Regions from separate parts of the Homo sapiens genome. Here region 1 is linked to region 2. Evidence: read pairs that join two places in POLR2A ChIA-PET (ENCODE). Cell type or tissue: CD4-positive, alpha-beta T cell. All regions are shown on one strand. Links, peaks and the distances in the headings refer to the core of each region. The heading gives the core; the rest is flanking DNA. Region 1 has its middle 62 kb from the start of GFI1. Region 2 overlaps LOC124904219 (a long non-coding RNA gene).

Region 1 (5,382 bases), core at 95-5,094, 560 kb after region 2:
TTTTCAATTTTTGATAATTCCTATCCTAATGGATGTGAAGTGGTATCTCATTGCGAGTTTTTTTTTTTTCTTTTTTTTTTTTTGAGACAGAGTCTCACTCTGTCACCCAGGCTGGAGTGCAATGGCGCGGTCTCGGCTCACTGCAACCTCTGCCTCCTGGGTTCAAGTGCCTCAGCCTCCTGAGTAGCTGGGACTACAGGTACATGCCACAACGCCCGGCTAATTTTTGTATTTTCAGTAGAGACGGGGTTTCACTTTGTTGGACAGGCTGGTCTTGAACTCCTGACCTCATGATCCACCCGCCTCGGTCTCCCAAAGTGCTGGGATTACAGGTGTGAGCCACCGCGCCCGGCCCTCATGGTGGTTTTGATTTGCATTTCCCTAGTGATTAGTGATGTTGAGCATATTAACTGTTTGTATATCTTCTTTGGAGAAATATCTATTCAAGTCTTTCTCTCATTTTTTAATTGGGCTATTTGGTTTTTATATTCTTGAGTTATAGGAGTTATTTATATATTCCAGATATTAATCCTTTATCAGATAAATGATTTGCAAATATTTTTCCCCATTGTGTGGGTTGCCTTTTCTCTGTTGATAGTGCCCTTTGATGCATAAAATTGTTTAATTTTGATGCAGTCCATTTTTTCTTTCATTGTCTGTGCTTTTGGTATCTAAGTATACTCTGCCAAATCCAATGTCATGAAACTTTTTCCCTCCATGTTCTTCTAAGAGTTTTATGGTTTTTGGTCTCATATTTAGGTCTTTGATCCATTTTGATTTAACTTTTGTATATGATATAATGTAAGAGTCCAACTTCATTCTTGTGGTTGGGGACATCTAGTTTCCCTGACACCATTTGCTGAAAAGATTTTCCTTTCCCTATATGCAGCACTTTTTTGATGCCAAATTTATTCTGGCTGGAGCCTAACTAAGCTGCTTCTCTGGGCTGTCCTCCTCCCCAGTGATGTGTGCTCAAGGGATTGCAAAATTATTTGATTGGGAACACAGAGAAAACATAAATTCAAATCTAGGGGGGAAGCATGAAGGCCCAGTAGATCCTAGTGAAAGTGATTACTGAAATATTGACTATAGAGAGCTTACTGGAACCTTGGGTAAACCAGTTTCATTTGTTGTGAAGTAAGGATGATGATAAGAAGATCCACCTTATTTTGTCAAACAATATCATAAATGCTGGTATATTATTGTGGCTAAATCATTATTGCAGCTAATGCTTATGCTAAGTATACTATGTGCTAAGTGCTATGTGTTAAATGCTTTACAGATGTTACCTCATGTAATGCACAGTTTTATGAGGCAGGTACTATCATTTTTACCATTTACCACCTCTGAGCTTCTTCTGTCATCTGTAAAATGAGGAAAATTATATCTACCTTGCAGAACTGTTGTGAGGATTACATACAAATAGTGAACATAAAGGGCTGAACAAAGAACATGCACATAGTAGGTGCTTAACAGATGGTAGCTCTTTTCCTTCAGTCCAGGAAATGATTTCCTTAAGCACAAACTACATTATAAGAGAATTCTGCTTGGTTGCTAGCAATCCTGAATTTCTTCATACTTTTCCTTCCAGGTGAATTATAATGATTATACTGGCCAGATTGGAAAAATCTGGGTATCATTTATTTATGTGACTAGAATCCCTTGTAATCACCTACCTGTAAGGCCAAAGCAAAGCAAATGTTTACTATCAGACACTAGGAAGGCTTCTACAAACATTCATCTAGATGTGAACAAGCACCAGCAGCCCTGAAAACAGCTTTGTCTTTTGGTCGAATGTGTTAGTGGTGTTTTGACACTTCTTCATTTTACTGATAAAATGTCATTTTCTTAAATTCTTTTTCATTTTACTAACTTTGCTCACCTCTCTTATTTTTAAAAATAATAATTATAGTGAAGATGTACAACTGCCTGGGACCAAACCAGAAGAAGGAAGCAGCACTTAAATTAGTTAATATGTGAGTATAGACCTTAGTGATTGTAGTTATTCTGAGTCACATTTTCTGGATATTTTTTGGACATTCATTGGATGGATCCAGGCCACATAGCTCCTCTTTAGCTGCAGTTAGTAAATTAACTGGCAATGGAATCAAGTCCTGCTCCTCAGTGGCAGCTGGGCCCTCCCTTGGAGCCTTTCTGCAATCCCCTTTTTTATTGCTAATTGACTTCCTAATTCCTCATAGCAGCTGTTATAAACCTTTTCCACTCTCCTCCATCTCCTTAATCCCCTCCCTGCTCTCAACACAGTGGCAGGTGATCATGCATCCGTGAACAGTTCTCTTTCCTGCTGCCTTTGGGTTCTTTGCCATCCTCACCTCATCTCCCCAGGGCCCTCGTCCCCAGGTACCCTCTTCTCTGCCCAGGGCAGGCTTCTCCTATTATTTCCTCTCATATAGCTTCAATTTCTCCCTTCTTTTCCCTTGACCCATAAACAAGCTCAAATCTTCCTCGAACTATAGAAGCCTCTACCATGTTTCCCTCAAAGCTAATCCCTTCCTCCTTTCTCTATTGTCAAGCTCTTAGTATTTTTCATTACAAAAGTAATATATATTTATAGTAGAAAAATGGAAAGTACAAATAACTAAACATGTTTCAAACACTTGTAATCACACTTCTGGAGGTAACTACTGAGGTTCACATTCTGGTTTATATCCTTCAAATCTTATTTCTGTGCATATATAATATTCATTTATTTCAACATTGAGAGCATTCTGGATGTTATATTTTGTAATCTGACACTTCTACTCTACCAGTAAGTATTCTACCACATTATTTTTTAATCATGGCATTAAACTTTTCATTATATGGATGCATTATAATTTATTTAGCCATTTTAAACCATAACCACAAGGTTATTCTCAATTATTTGCTATAATTAGTAACAGTACAACCTTTGTGATACATCTTTGCACATATTTCTGATTATTTCTTTAATATAAATTTCTGAAGGGGAATTACTGAGTGCATCTTATAAGTATTTGGATACATAGCTTTTGCAAAACATAAATATTTTGAAAGAGTAGCCTACTGTCGTCACTTCAACTTTAAATCCCATTCACTAAATTCCAAGCAAACGTAACCCTTTCACTGTCACTGAAATCGTTCTGTCAGAGGTCAAGGTCAATATTAATTACTAATCACAAGTCTTCTCAGGAATTAGCCTCCCTAATCTCTTTGCAGCAACTGCCACTTCCTATCTTTCCCTTTTAAATGTTTTTCCTTCTGTTTTACTTGGTCCTTCCACCTCTGTGGTAACACCTTTTCAGGCTTTTTTCTGGTTCCCTGTTTTTTTGCCTGACGTTTTCCTCATGCTTTACCCTACCCAGATCTCCAACTGTCGAGTTTATGTCAATGCCACTTAAATCTTGGCATAAATGTCAGCACGGCCTGATTTTGAGGTCTGCCCACCTCTCCAGCCTCGTGTGTCACCACTCTCTCCTGACTGCTTCCTCTTCTCCTTGGCTCTTGCATGTACTTTATGGTCCAGTCATTCTCAGCTACTCCCATTTTCTTGAGATTTTTATGCTTTTGCTGATGTGCTCTGTGCTTAGAAATCCCTTCTTCCATCTACACTTGATAAAGCTTTACTTATCCTTCAAGATTTCACTCCCTTCTCCTATGGGAGGCTGTGTGTAAAAAATAATGTTAAAAAAAGTTTAAAAGATTTACCTCTTTTGGGAAGTTCCATGACAACCCCCCACTTTCACTCTTTTATGACCCTTCACCCCGTTGGAGTGGCTGAGCAGGAGGAGCTCCTGTGTGTTCTCAGGTTCATGCTTTTCTCCTTGTGCTGTATTATAACTGTTTCCTCATCACTGTTCTCCTGTGAACTCCTGGAAGGCAGGAATTGTGTCTTTGAACATTATGTCTCCAGAATGTAGCATGGTGCTTGGTGTCTAGTAGAGACCTGTAGTAAACATCTTCCATCCTTTGGTCAAATTATATCCTGATCTTCCTCTGGGGACCTGTCCACTGTCTTCCGTTGAGCCATAGGTTTGGATGGGACTGACCTCATCCTACCTCCAAGAATAGGTTCCTCCAATTACAGCAAGTGAGAAGAAAACATACTAAAGCTTTTTTTAATGAAACAAAAATACGTTTCTAAACAGGTTCTTGCTGTGTTGCCCAGGCTGGAGTGCAGTGCCCATTAGTGCCCATTCGTAGGTGAAATCCCACTACTGATTAGCATGGGAGTTTTGACCTGTTCCGTTTTAACCTGCGCTGTTTCTCCTTAGGCAACTGGAGAATAAACATTTTTTGGAAAGAAAAGCTTCCTTTCTGTTCTGTGGCAGCAATTAGAAGAGATGTGCTTTTGGCTGGGCACGGTGGCTCATGCCTGTAATCCCAGCACTTTGGGAGGCTTGAGGCAGGCAGATCACCTGAGGTCAGGAGTTCGAGACCAGCCTGACCAACGTGGAGAAACCCCATCTCTACTAAAAATACAAAATTAGCCGGGTGTGGTGGCGCATGCCTGTAATCCCAGCTACTCAGGAGGCTGAGGCAGGAGAATTGCTTGAACCCGGGAGGCAGAGGTTGCAGTGAGCCAAGATTGCACCATTGCACTCCAGCCTGGGCAACAAGAGCGAAACTCCATCTCAAAAAACAAAGCAAACAAACAAACAAAAAAAAACAAAAAGGAAACCACAGCCTGTGATCTCTGAGCAAGCTTTTACATCAGAAAACCAGATTTTAAAAATTTAATTTAATTTTAATTTTTTTTTGAGACAGCTTCTCACTGTGTCACCTGGGCTTGAGTACAGTGGGGCCATCATGTCTCACTGCAGCCTCAATCTCCTGGGCTCAAGCAATTCTCCTGCCTCAGTCTCCCGAGTAGCTGGGACTACAAACATGTGCCTCCATGCACAGCTAATTTTTTTATTTTAATTTTGTGGAGACAGGGTCTCACTATGTTGTCCAGGCCGATCTTGAACTACTGGACTCAAGCAATCCTCCTGCCTCAGCCTCCCGAAGTGTTGGGATTATAGGCGTCAGCCATGGCATCCAGCCAGGAAGCCAGATCTTTTTTTTTTGAGACGGAGTCTCGCTCTGTCGCCAGGCTGGAGTACAGTGGCACGATCTCGGCTCACTGCAATCTCTGCCTCCTGGGTTCAAATGATTCCCCTGCCTCAGCCTCCTGAGTAGCTGGGACTACAGGCATGCACTACCACGCCCAGCTTTTTGTATTTTAGTAGAGATGGGGTTTCATCATGTTGGCCAGGATGGTGTCCATCTGACCTCGTGATCTGCTGGGCCTCAGACTCCCAAAGTGCTGGGATTACAGGAGTGAGCCACTGCACCCGGCCAAAGCCAGATCTTAAAATGCTCCCTGCTCAGAAAAAGCTAGGCTGTCTCTTCATGGGGTTT
Region 2 (5,382 bases), core at 320-5,319:
TCCCATCTTCAGGCTCCACTTTTTTTTTTTTTTTTTGAGATAGAATTTCACTCTTGTTCCCTAGGCTGGAGTGCAATGGCACAAACTCGGCTCACCGCAACCTCCACCTCCCAGGTTCAAGCGATTCTCATGCCTCAGCCTCCCGAGTAGCTGGGATTACAGGCATGCACCACCATGCCTGGCTAATTTTGTGTTTTTAGTAGAGATGGGGTTTATCCATGTTGGTCAGGCTGGTCTTGAACTCCCGACCTCAAGTGATCTGCCCACCTCGGCCTCCCAAAGTGCTGGGATTACAGGCATGAGCCACCATGGCTGGCCTCCACTTCTAATTCTCGTTCTCTTGCTTTTTCCACATCTGCAGTCACTTCCTTCACTGAAGTCTTGAACCCCTCAAAGTCATTTGTGGGAGTTGGATCAACTTCTTCCAAACTCCTGTTAATGTTGATATTTTGACCTCCTCCCATGAATCACATATTTTTTTAGAGATAGGGTCTCACTAGGTTTCCCAGGCTGGAGTACGGCGGCTATTCACAGGCACAATCATGGCACACTGCAGCCTTGAACTCCTGGCTTAAACTAATCCTCCTGCTTTAGCCTCCTGAGTAGCTAGGTGCATGCCACCGGATCTGACTTATGAATGTTCCTAATGGCATCTAGAATGGTGAATCCCTTCCAGAAGGTTTTCTATTTACTTGTCCAAATCTGTCAGAGGAATCACCATCTACGGCAGCTATTGCCTTAAGAAATGTATTTCTTAAATAAGACTGAAAATTTTGAAGTAAATCAAAATTACTTTTTTTTTTTTTTTTGAGACGGTGTCTCACTCTGTCACTCAGGCTGGAGTGCAGTGGTATGATCTCAGCTCAGCCTTGACCTCCCAGGCTCAGGTGATCCTCAGCCTCCCTGGCAGCTGGGACTACAGGTGCACACCACCACTTCTGGCTAATTTTTGTATTTTTTGTAGAGATAGCTTTTTGCCATGTTGCCCAGGCTGGTCTTGAGCTCCCGGGCTCAAGTAATCTGCCTGCCTTGGCTTTCCAAAGTGCTGGGATTACAGGAGTGAGCCACTGCACCCGGCCCCAAGTTACTTCTTGATCCATGGGCTGCAGAATGAATGTTGTAAGCAGGCATGAAAACATTCATCTCCTTGTACATCTTCATCAGAAGTCTTGGGAGACCAGGTGCATTGTCAAGAGCAGTAATATTTTTAAAATAATATTTTTTTCTTAGCAGTAGGTCTCAACAGTGGGCTTAAAATATTTAGTAAACTAGGTTGTAATCGTATGTGCTGTCATCCAGGTTTTGTTGTTCCATTTACAGGGCACAGATAGAGTAGATTTGGCATAATTCTTAATTGCCCTAGAATTTTCAGGCTGGTAGATAAGCATTGGCTTCAACTTAAAGTCACCAGCTGCATTAGCCCCTAACAAGACAGTCAGCCTGTTTTTTGAAGATTTGAAGTCAGGCATTGACTTCTCTCTATCTATTAAAGTCCTAGGTGACATCTTTCCCAATGTAAGACTGTTCTGCCTACCCTGATAATCTGTTGTTGGCCAGCCGTGGTGGTTCACGCCTGTAATCTCAGAACTTTGGGAGGCCAAGGCCGACAGATTGCTCGAGTCCAGTTGTTTAAGACCAGCCTGGGCAACATGGCGAAACCCTGTCTCTACAAAAAAATGCAAAAATTAGCCAAGCATAATGGCACGGGCCTATAATCCCGGTTACTTATGAGGCTGAGATGGGAGGATCACCTGAGCCCAGGAAGTTGAGGCTGCCGTAAGCCATAATTGCACCACTGTACTCCAGCCTGGGCGAGAGAGGGAGACTCTGTCTCAAAAAAAAAAAAAAAAAAAGAAAGAAAGAAAAGAAAAGAAAAGAAAAAGAAAAAAGAAAGAAAGAAGAGAAAAGAAAATTTGGGCTGGGCACCGTGGGTCATGCCGCTAATCCCAGCACTTTGGGAGACTGAGGTGGGCGGATCACTTGAGGCCCGGAGTTCAAGACCTGCCTGGGCAACATGGCGAAACCCTGTCTCTATGAAAAATACAAAAATTAGCTGGGTGTGGTGGCTCAAGCCTGTAATTCCAGCTACTCAGGAGGCTAAGGTGAAAGGATCACTTGAACCTGGGAGGTGGAGGTTGGAGTGAACTGAGATTGCGCCACTGCACTCCAGCCTGGGCAACAAGAGTGAAACTCCGTCTCAAAAAAAAAGAAAAGAAAAGAAAATCTGTTGTTTAGTGTAGTCTTAGATCTTTGCTAGATCTTCTAGATAACTTGCTCAGCTTCTACGTCAGTGGTTACGGCTCCACCTTGTGCTTTTACATGATGGAGGTGGCATCTTTAAACCTCACAAACCTCATGAACTAACCTCTGTTAACTTTTCTTCTGGAGCTTTCTCATCTCTCTCACCCTTCATAGAATGGAAGAGAGTTAGAACCTTGCTCTGGATTAGGCTTTAGCTGATTTAATCTTCCATCCAGATCACTAGAGTTTTCTCCATATCAGCAATAAGACTGTTCTACTTTCTTACCATTCATGTGTTCACTGGAGTAGCACTTTTAACTTCCTTCAAGAACTTTTCCTTTGCGTTTACAACTTGGCTAACTGTTTGTGCAAGAGGCCGAGCTTACAGCCTATCTCAGCCTTTGACATTACTTCCTCACTAAGCTTAATCATTTCTAGCTTTTGATTTAAAGTGAAAGACCTGTGACTCTTCCTTTCACTTGAACACTTATAGGTCATTCTAGAGTTATTAATTCACCTAATTCCAATATTGTTGTGCCTCAGGGAATAGAGAGGCCCTAAGAGAGAGAGACAGACAGGGGAGTGGCCAGTCAGTGGAACAGTCAGACCACACATAACATTTTTGGATGAAGGTCTCTGTCTTATATGGGTACGGTTCATGGTGTCCCAAAACAATAACAATAGCACTGTAAAAGATCACTGGTCACCGTAACAGATATAATAATAATGAAAAAGCTTGAAATATTGCCTGAATTACCAAAATGTGACAGAGACACAAAGTGAGCACATGCTGTTAGAAGCATTGTGCTGGCAGACTTGCTCAACACAGAGTTGCCACAAACCTTCAACTTGTAAAAATCACAGTATCTGCAAAGTGCAATAAAACAAAGCATGCCTGTGCCTAATATGTCCCCAGTTGTCAATAAAAGAGAAAACTTAGGGGCTAGTTTTGGTCCTTGAGCAGCATCTTACAGGGCCAATTTAACTAAAGAATTAACACTACATTCACAGCAAATCACATGAGAAGAAATAATAAATAGTGCACATATAAAAAAGATTCACACTCTGAGTTCTAATTAGGAAAATAATTATTAAAACAAAAGGAGGCTGGCTGGGTGTGGTGGTTCACGCCTGTTATCCTGGCACTTAGCGAGGCCAAGGTGGGCAGATAGCTTGAGCCCGGGAGTTCGAGACTAGCCTGGGCAACATGGTGAAACCCCATCTCTACAAAAAAATATAAAACAGCCAGGAGTGGTGACACATGCCTGTAGTCCCAGTTGCCCGAAGGGCTAAGGCAGGAAGATCACTTGAGCCCAGTAGGTTGAGGCTGCAGTGAGTTGTGATAGGGCCACTGCATTCCAGCCTGGGTGATAGAGTAAGGCCTCGACTCAAAACAAAAACAAAAACAAAAAACAAAAGGAGGATACATATATTGTAATATACTATTGCGAGAATAAAAATTGGTACCATGTTTGTAGAGAAAAATTTTCTAATATAGGTTGAGCTTCCATAATCTAAAAATCTGAAATCTAAAATGCTCCAAAATCTGAAATGTTTTTGCGCATTGACATGAAGCTTACAGGTCATTCTCAAAGGAAATGTTGATTGGAGCACTTCAGATTTTGGATTTTCAGATTAGGGATGTTCAGTTGATAAATACATGCAAATACTAAACAATCCAAAATCTGAAACACTTCTATTACCAAGTATTTCACATAAGGGATAGTCTACCTATAACTACCACAATTTAAAATGCATGTATCTTTTGACCAACAATTTTATTTCTAAGAAACTGCACTCTAGAGTTTAAGGGGATACACAAAAGAATATTCACTAAAACATGATTTGAACAAGTGAAAATTGGAGTCAATGTAAAATATTTGTTAATAAAAAAGCTTCAGTAATTTGTGGTGCATTCATGTGATGGTACATTTTTATAATAATTTTATAACAAGATCCTTTATAACTATGGCCCTATATTTATTATAAAACTGTTATAAAAAATAGAATGACCAAGAGTGGCTGATCACCTGAGGTCAGGAGTTCAAGACCAACCTGGCCAACATAGTGAAACCCCATCTCTACTAAAAATACAAAAATGAGCTGGGTGTCTTGACGCATGCCTATAATCTGAGCTATTCAGGAGGCTGAGGCAAGAGGATTGCTTGAATCCAGGAGGGTTGGTTGCAGTGAGCCAAGATTGCACCACTGCACTGACAGAGCAAGACTCCATCTCAAAAAAAAAAAAAAAGAATGAATTTAGGTGGTAGCATATAGGTAATATAGCGTAAAATGGAAAGAACAAATTATAGAATGAAATATAGAATATAATTTCATTTATTTTCCTTTATTTAAACAATACATATATATAGAATCTGCCAAAATTGGGGATTCCTCATCTCTCAGAGTAGGACTCTATTTTCATTTTTTAAAGAAGTCAGAAGATGAAAATTGAAGGATACATAGAGAGTGTTATGAGGGTTTTGGGGGGTTTGTTTAATTTAAAATACACACATACACACCCACACACACACACGTCTATTTTTAGTGAGGGTGGGGGTTGCTTTGCAGTTAGACCTGGCAATGTCTTGATACCCACCACATTACCCCTGCCCTTCTGCCTGAAGGTGGGCTTGCTCAGTGATCTGAAGAGGACTGGGCCCCACAGTGGGTTCTGCTCACTAGGCAATGAGCATCAATCAACAGGAGGGACATCTCTACTTCTGCTCAACCTCCGCCAAACTGAGTGAACAAATGCTCCAAAATGAAATGTTCTGATGCCTTCCATTAATTCTTTCAGGGCATAAATTGTGACCCCCATGGTGATGGCCAACTTTGGCCTCTTACCTCATTTGGGACCCTGAAGGACAGGCAGGTTTCTGCCCAGTCTTTTGTAGAAACACAAAAAGCAGGGCTGCTTTCTATTTGAAGCAGCTTAAAGTAGAGAATTTACAGATGCTCCAGAAATTCTCCCTTATTGGCCGGGCACGGTGGCTCACGCCTGTAATCCCAGCACTTTGGGAGGCCAAGGCGGGCGGATCATGAGGTCAGGAGATCGAGACCATCCTAGGTAACATGGTGAAACCCCGTCTCTACTAAAAATACAAAAGAAATTAGCCGGGTTTGGTGGCGGACGCCTGT

What was found. ChIA-PET counts read pairs that join two places held together with the same protein. Peaks named below come from ENCODE experiments on the same cell type or tissue, not always from the same donor. Only the 100,000 strongest peaks of a DNase experiment are listed, where the experiment ranks them.
Region 1: POLR2A ChIA-PET joins it to region 2 with 8 read pairs; 2 of 35 experiments call an interaction of 5 or more read pairs at or near these places.

What each region holds. Positions count from the first base shown.
Region 1 is chr1:92,422,648-92,428,029 of GRCh38, reverse strand. No RefSeq gene overlaps it. Among named protein-coding and RNA genes, the nearest start is that of GFI1, 62 kb to the left of the region's middle. In CD4-positive, alpha-beta T cell, for the core only: no CTCF peak of the experiment used is centred there; no DNase peak of the experiment used is centred there.
Region 2 is chr1:92,978,360-92,983,741 of GRCh38, reverse strand. LOC124904219 (a long non-coding RNA gene) reads right to left here. Exons shown (of 2, transcript XR_007066223.1): 1 at 5,089-5,382. Among named protein-coding and RNA genes, the nearest start is that of DIPK1A, 20 kb to the right of the region's middle. RefSeq lists a silencer at 4,326-4,375. In CD4-positive, alpha-beta T cell, for the core only: no CTCF peak of the experiment used is centred there; a DNase peak (open chromatin) is centred at 2,311; H3K27ac peaks cover 2,919 bases.